2 separate regions of the Homo sapiens genome follow, and region 1 is linked to region 2. Evidence: chromatin contacts called from ENCODE Hi-C or POLR2A ChIA-PET data. All regions are on one chromosome and are shown on one strand. Each heading gives the region's core, a stretch centred on a gene start or an enhancer-like site at or near the end of the contact. The rest is flanking DNA. Distances are from core to core; before and after follow the strand shown. Region 1 overlaps RARB (retinoic acid receptor beta). Region 2 overlaps RARB (retinoic acid receptor beta).

Evidence for each region. Hi-C counts contacts between places; a loop is a spot of excess contacts on that map. ChIA-PET counts read pairs that join two places held with the same protein, here RNA polymerase II (POLR2A). Pooled maps may share reads with other maps.
Region 1: a loop to region 2 is called in a map of sigmoid colon, with 2.9 times the contacts of the local background. The contact joins two enhancer-like sites. A Hi-C loop is called at or near these places in 7 of 168 maps with a recorded cell type or tissue (Calu3, PC-9, cardiac septum and 4 more) and 10 of 50 pooled maps. POLR2A ChIA-PET finds 5 or more read pairs at or near these places in 2 of 52 experiments (BJ and endothelial cell of umbilical vein).

The regions. Positions count from the first base shown.
Region 1 is chr3:25,590,648-25,594,465 of GRCh38, forward strand. RARB (retinoic acid receptor beta) reads left to right here. Exons shown (of 8, transcript NM_000965.5): 6 at 2,856-3,060. Among named protein-coding and RNA genes, the nearest start is that of TOP2B, 72 kb to the right of the region's middle. Within about 2 kb of position 2,009, at least 12 of the 41 ENCODE cell types and tissues checked have a DNase peak (open chromatin) inside an H3K27ac peak, as active enhancers do.
Region 2 is chr3:25,467,522-25,471,595 of GRCh38, forward strand. The region is part of intron 2 of RARB (retinoic acid receptor beta); the gene reads left to right. Among named protein-coding and RNA genes, the nearest start is that of RARB, 41 kb to the left of the region's middle. Within about 2 kb of position 2,325, at least 15 of the 41 ENCODE cell types and tissues checked have a DNase peak (open chromatin) inside an H3K27ac peak, as active enhancers do.

The DNA.
Region 1 (3,818 bases), core at 759-3,258, 120 kb after region 2:
CAGATGGGACTACAGGTGCGCTTCACCAGGCCTGGCTAATTTTTGTACTTTTTGGTAGGGACAGATTTCACCGTGTGGGCCAGGCTGGTCTCGAGTTCCTGACTGCAGATGATCTATCCGCCTTGCCCTCCCAAAGTGCTAACTTTGACTGTCACTTGATAACTCCCTGCACAGACAGTATTTCCTAATGTTTCTCCAGGTAGTTGAAGGAACATCAGGCTGGGGATTGGAAGGCCTGTATTCTAGGCTCTAGCACCATTGCTTGTGTGACCTTGGGCACCACACTTTACTTCCCACTTTCAGGGGAAATGTGAGGCTTTATGCCCAATGACCTCTGGGTTTTCTTACTGCTGTGACATTGGGAATGGCTTCATACCCCATCAGTTACCAAGATGAAGTGAAACAGGTCAACCAGTTGGGAAACCAGTGGAAATGGCTGGGCTAGCTCAGAAAGGCCCCTGGGCAAGTATCTGGGAGGTGAAAATAACGACCCATCAAATGAAGAGAGATCATGGTAGTGTTTTGAGAACTACTCACATTAATGATCAATTGCTAATTCACTATGCCACTTGATCATATAGTAGGAACATTAAGAAGTTTGAGGACATGTCCTGATTTAGATATCTCTCTACCACCCCTCCCAATATAAAACGAAGTTTCTGTTTCCAGGCCACAAGCTCTGCACCCCTCTACAGCAGGCAGGCCAACGTGAATAGTTATGCAGTTATGTGCTGCACAAAAGTGCCCAGTAAGGCCGATATCGAAATCAGTACTGGGCTAAAGATTATCTAACCTTAGAGAGGTGTCTAGGTTTGACTATTGGCGTGGAGAGAAAATGAGGCAGCTGTGGAGCAATGGTTAAAACCATGGGTTCTAGAAAAAGCTGAAATCAAATCATTCTACTAGCTTATGTGACCTAGCATAAGCTATTCAGATTTGTTTCCCCAGCTAATAGTAACAATTCATGGGTTGATAGGAGAAATAATATACTAGTGTTTAGTATGGTACCTGGTAGGTGATCAATAAAACATTAGCTATTACTGTATGTTAGGGATGAAGAGGGCTTACTCATTCAGTTTTCCTCTCGGAGTTTTAACCAATAAGACACTGAAGTCAGACTTTTAAAAATATATACAACAGAGGCGCTGCTGCACCCTCACTCTATAGGATGTCCTGGTGCCTTCCTCCTTATCCACGCTGGAGTCCTTTGTGTAGGGAGAAGGCTGGCTCCTAGGTCACTGCCTTCTTGGAGATTTAGAGAACCCAAAAGCATGTGACCATTGCAGTACAACTGTCCCATCATGGTTCATGTGGTCCAGTGGGTTTGAGGCTCTTGTGGATCCACCACCAGTCAGATAGGACTGTCTTCCCCATGGGAAGTGTCCTGGTCCCAAACCCCCAGTGTTTCCCTGACAAGATGAGAGATTTGACAGAAGTTTTTCTTTTAGGAGACCTGATGGGAATATGGGCAGGATGGAGAGGGCTTTACTACTCCTCCTAGGTAGAGGTCCTGTGTCTTCCTCAGAGGCCACTCCTCTCTGCACATGGCTGTGTAACAGGAATAATGCAGGCCTTTCTGATCACATCTGCCCTCCTGTAGGTTGACACTGAGGTGGACATTCACAGGACTATACCCAGTCAAATTGAATGCCATTATCTGGGAAAAACTTTCAACTTCTTCAACCTCCTGAGTTATTCACTTTTGTCCAGGTGGGATTTACTTCTCTCTGTGCTTCAAGCAGCTCTGAAACTTTTTCAGAGAGAAAAGTCAAGTATGGAAACCTGGTCAGCAGAGACCCTTTATTGTCGGTGCAGAAATGTGGTTCTGGGTGGGGAAGTGCTCTGCAATGCACGGAGCTCCTTACCAGCATTTAGGCTTAATAGGGCAGTGGAAACATGAACCAGGATTGAGTATCTACAGAAGCAAGGCATTTTTAGTTTGTTTTGCTCTGAGTGAGGCCTAGAGGCACAGGGCAGTGAGCAAGAGTCTCCTTAGTAGCTAGCGCCCCAGGGGGCCAACAGGGTTATGTGTCAAGCATACACTGGGTGGGACTGGGAGACTCTGGCAGAGTGACTCAGGCTTTTTGCCTGTAGAAATCCTGCCTACACTTTAGGGTTCGGTTGAAATGCTACCTCTTTATGGATCTGCCCTTGATTTCCTCCTGGCTATTTCTGAGCTTTCCTTTTTCTGAACTCCCTAGTACCTTGCTGGTTTCACTCATGTCCCTTGTATTACAGCTGCCTGTGTAACCGTGTGATCAGAGGCATCATGGGAGAGAGAGCCTAACTTGGGTTTGAGTCAGATTCAGTTACATGTTAACTATGTGACATTGGGCACATCACCTAACCTTTCTGAGCCTTAAGTCCTTCATTTGTAAAATAAGAATAATATTCACTTTACCAAGCTGTTTGAAAGATTGAATGTAGGGTATGTACAAAACTTGATATATACTATGCATTTAATAAATTGTCATTTATTGCAGACTGTAAGCTCTTAAAAAATAGAATCTTATTCATCTTTTTTTTTTTTTATCTCCAGCACCTGGCACAGTGCCTGGGACATAATTAGGCACTCAGTAAATGTTTATTTGAGTCAAGTAATGAATTACTTTTAAAAAGATATTTCTCAAAATTTCTTATGTCCTGTTTAGTGTTTCCTAAAAAACTTTAGCCCCTGGGTTTTGACTTCTGTAGTCTCTTAATGAAAGAGCTAAAGAAGACATTCAACATGTGAAAGGGGGACAGACTGCCCCAAGAGCTCCTTGGAAATCTTCATGTTATTTCCTGCTTACATCTGATTGATGATTTCAGGACAGGATGGCTTAGAACATCCATCAATTTTTTTTTCCTTCCAGATTCTTAGAATTTGCACCAGGTATACCCCAGAACAAGACACCATGACTTTCTCAGACGGCCTTACCCTAAATCGAACTCAGATGCACAATGCTGGATTTGGTCCTCTGACTGACCTTGTGTTCACCTTTGCCAACCAGCTCCTGCCTTTGGAAATGGATGACACAGAAACAGGCCTTCTCAGTGCCATCTGCTTAATCTGTGGAGGTACCAACTATGTAGAAAAGCCTCATGAAATTCCATGAAGAACAGTTTATACTTGTAATTTGTGAAAAATTCCTCATTTCCCTTTTGGAGTTGTTTTACATGGGAAAACATGTGAATAAAGCCAGGCATACATGCCTGGTTTCATTGTATTTTTCCATGTTGTTACAAATTAACTAATGGTATTTGGGATCCTTCTGCTCAGAAAGAAATCCCAAAAAGCTATTACTCCAATTGCCACAGATTTTTTTTCTTAAAGGCAGGATCACACTATTATAAAATGAATTGTCTGGGGACATTTGAATGATGACAAGGGACTTGTATGTGCTGTTTGTTATCTAGTGGGTAGGCATACAAGTATTTGGCTGGGCCCTCCCACCAACCCTTGCAGGACTGGGATAAAATTTAGCTTTCTTCTTTGTAGTGACCCCTACTGGCCTATAGGAGGCTGAATCGTAAGTGGTTAAAAAGTAATGGTTTTAATTAAGGAGCAGATTTATTTTATGCTAAAATAACCATCCTGCTCAAGATTTGTTTTAATTCAGTTTGGTAGTGACACCTTCTGGTCAAAGGAGGTAATTCTTTCCCTGGGACAAAAGCAACCAGGCATCAAAATGTTTATACTACCAAGGGGGGGCAGTTTTTTTTTGTTTTTCAAGTATCACTGCTTAAAGCAACTGCATAAGTCTGCAAATTTGTGTATGTAATTGAATTACCAAATTAATGAACTCATAACAGTAGGAATAAGGAAACAAGGAAGA
Region 2 (4,074 bases), core at 1,075-3,574:
CGCCACTTATCCAGTGAACCAGCTCAAACAAACACTTCTCACCCTCTGCTTGTATCACATTTGCTAATATCCCCTTGGCCAAACAAATTGCGTGACTAAGCTTGGATTCTATGGATGAAGAAATAAACTTCACCTCCTAAGGGGAGAAGTGACAAAGTCACCTTGCAAAAGGGAGAGCCTACCAGAACTTGCATTTGGTTACATACCGTCTTCTATTATTCCCTAGTTTGATGGGCAAGTCTCTTCTGACAACCTTATTCACCAATCATTCATCCTTAAGCATATGTTTGTTGAACACCTACTAAGTTTCAGGCCCTATGCCGGGTGCTAGAGATACAACAGTGAACATGACAAAGTTCCTCATGGAATTTAGTGTCTCACACAAGGGACAGATGATAATTTAAATTTGGAAAACAATAAACAGAATGGTCTAATAAAGAATAATTTAGGGGTATTCTATTTCACAGGGGTCAAGGGGGCCTGATGTGATGGGGGTCAGGTGGGATCTCATGGCTGAGGAGGAACCAGCGGTGTGAGTCATAGAGAGAAAGCATTTTAGGTCAGAAACCAAACACTTGGATTCTCGGAGCATTTCTACTTCTTCTGGCTATGTCCATTGACTTCTCTGGGCCTTAGCCTATCTGTAAAATGAAAGCAAATCCACAAGTTTGAACCCAGTACCATGTCAAATACAGACATAAAAGCAGTGAACCTAATAATGGCACTGATTTCTTGTTAGGGCTGGCTTACGTGGAGTAAGAGGTCTCCAGTGTTTGTACGTCCAAGTGTGGAGTAGAGGGAAGAAGAAAACTACCCTTGTTGGGTGCCTTCTGTACACTAGGCATTTGGGCTTTTTTTTTTTTTTTTTTTTTTTTAACCCATAGCGCTTTTATTTCTCACAACAGCTCTGCAAGGTAGGCTCCGTGACCCACATTTTATAGATGAGGTAACAGAGGGTCCGAGTAGTTAAGGAACGTGGCCAAGGACACACAGCTAGCCTTTGCTAGAGCTGGGATTCAAATCCTTTTCCTGTTAAAAAAAACACCCCACTGCTTCAGCCACACTTAGACAGAAGGTCTGAAGCAGTGGTGTGTTATGGTCTAGAGTGGGGGTTTCATAGGCCACCAAATTTAAAACTAACAGATAGGGGCATATTTTTAAAAAACATATTGTCTTGATCATTTCATAAAAGAAATGACATCTCTGCGACAAAAAATTAAAAAAGGAAGCGCTTACAAGGCAGTCAGTCTTTCCCAAGAAGGGACAGTTAGCAGGCAGAACCCACACATGGGCATGTTCCCAGATGCAGCTTTGTCCTTGCTCTCTACATTTTGCCTTTGATGGGTGGAAACTTCCTATCCCTAAGCCAACCTTTGGGGGCCACAATCCAGCCTGTCCTGCAGAAGGCCCCAGGGCGAGGCCTGGCACAGCCGTGATGGCGTGTCTTCTCCACAAGGGCGCAGAGGAAATGCTTGCTGAAGGTCACATTGGTAGCCTTCTATTTAAAGCAGTCTTTTAAGAGTTTAAACTCCACTAGCCCCCTCAGTCCCTCAGGGCTAATTTTGTCCATTTTTCTCATCTGCCTTTGTTTTGCTAGCCTCTGAAGAGAGGGAGGCCCTCATCTCCATGACAGCGTTCGGCTGCTGGGCTGGGTTTTCCTGGCAGACAGCAAGCAGAATGTTCAGTCACAAAAAGTTTTGCAATCAGGAAGATGGATGTCTGCACTTAATTTTAGAACTTCTATTAAATACTTTAAATGAGCTTAATGATTTTATTTGACCAAGGCCATTTAAAACCACATTGTTGTTTTTAATTGGAGTGGATAAACATGAACATGATGCTGTCTTTGGAGAATATTTTTAGCTTTCCTCACTCTGATAGTTGCTTCTGTTTTAGGGGTTTGCTGCAGTATTGATCCCAAAGAACAAAATAACATATCCAAAACAATAACAAAAACAGGACACTCTGTGTACCACTCTGTGATAGCTGAATGAATTATGAAACCTGCCATAAACTTCATTACTATATTGGATCACACAGAGTAGTTTCCCTCATAGACCCAAAAAGCGTCCCTCTGTTCCCTGTTGCTATAATCTGCCAACCATGGAGGATTTACATGTTTCCTCATTCATTCATCAGACATTTATTAAGTGCCTTCCATGAGACAGCTCCAGGATATAGAAATGAAAGTTTTGTGTATATTTTTTCCAATGCTGAATCCCATTGCCTAAAAAATACAGAGAACCAGGCCTGTCCAATAATAGGGATGTAACTGGCTCAAGCCCAGCTGCTGGCTGCTTGGAGGCAGAAAACATGAGAAGCTAGGTGTGGTAAAAGGATTTAAATTCTGGCTTTTGGGGAATGACCAGGCTCAAGTCTTTGAAAGACCATTCCAAACTTTAGGCTGTGGAGAGGGGCTTAAAAAGGGGAACGTGGAGGAGGGGTGGGAGCATGTGGGAGTGGTGCTGGGTGCAAGGTCTGCGTGTTCAGTTCCGGAGGCCGTGTTGAGTCACGGTCCACCTGAAGCACAGCGTGCCATCATTTCAGCAATGCCCGGGTTGTAGACTAACCCTTTTGAGGTAATCTCTGCAATTTCACAGCTGGGTCTCCATACCTGGTTTGTTTAAAAATTAGCTCCTGGAACTTCTAAGTAAGTGCCTAATTAGATAAGCTAGTAGTTCAAGAGAGTGTCTGGTAGGAAGGGAGGAAAACAAAAAGTTTTTAAGTACGTTTTAATGCTGAGAGCAAGAAAAGAAAAAAAAAGTTTTAAAATGCAATTTTAAAGCTAAGCTCCTCGATTACAGGTAAATGGTAAATATTCATTGGATGGATGAATGAATGAGCAAGGAAACAGTGTGGCATGTGCTGTGACAATTGTAGCTAAGGGTTTGATGGGCACAGAGAAGGAGTCTCGGATCCCTCTGACACATTCATGGAAGGCTTTTATAGAAGATGTGATTTTATAGATGTGTAAGCATTTTCCAGATGAGGAAGGGGAGAGGAGTGTTCCAGGCAAAAGTTGAAGATGGGGCTGGAAGGCAAGAGGACTCAGAATAAAATTGCCTATATAGAGTTACATGGAAAAATGGAAATCTATCCATTCTGTTAACATTTATTTTGCATAACCCTATATAAACAACTAGGGATCCATAGGATATTAAAGACACTCAAAAGGACTCAATAAATACCATTTCCTCAGAGAAGCCTTCCTTTGGAACCCCCAGGTTAGGTCCCCCTCTTTTACATTTGCTGTTGTTCGCCTTTGTAGCACTTAACACAATTGAAATTAAGTCATTATTACCAAGTCATTATTACCAAGTCATTAGTTTAATGTCAGCTATAAACTCCAGGAGGGCTGGGCAGGTCTCTCTTGTCACAGCCTTATTACTAGGGCTTTGCATAGTGCTAGGGAGGCGGCACATAGTAGGACGTTAATGTATATATGCTTTTATCATAAGTTATATCTAATTATACAGTAATTAGTGTAGTTATAAATAACGCATAATAAGATATAATTGTATAATAATGCAAATAGTATATTACTTTCATACATTTTATCTAATTATATAATGAATTGCATCTAATTACATAGGGCTTGGGATGATACATTCATGTAAACATTCATGGAATTATATATAAACAGGACAAGGTCTTTGGTGACCAAAGTCTAGCTCATTTCTTAGTAATTTCTGCCTTCTACCTCAGTTAACCTTCATTGCAAAACGTATGTCCTCTCTGATACTATCTTTAGGCAAACTCTTAAGAACTAGTGCCTGGAATGATATACTGACGTGGAAGAGTACTGAGGGCTGTTAGTGCTTTAAGAAAAATCTCAGCTTAGAGAATCTACCTCCATATCGAGGAACCTCAAGACAGCTGAAATGACAATCTACCTTTTCCTAGTAATAATTCCTACGGAAGGAGAAAACACTTTTCTTCTTCTAACAAATTGAGAACTGATTTTGGATTGAAAAAGCAGAAAAATCTGTCTTTTTTTTTTTTTCCTTCTGGTGTATGGATAAACAGGAAGTTGGGGGCGGGGGGAGTGAATTCTGAATTAGCCCGCAACTCTGC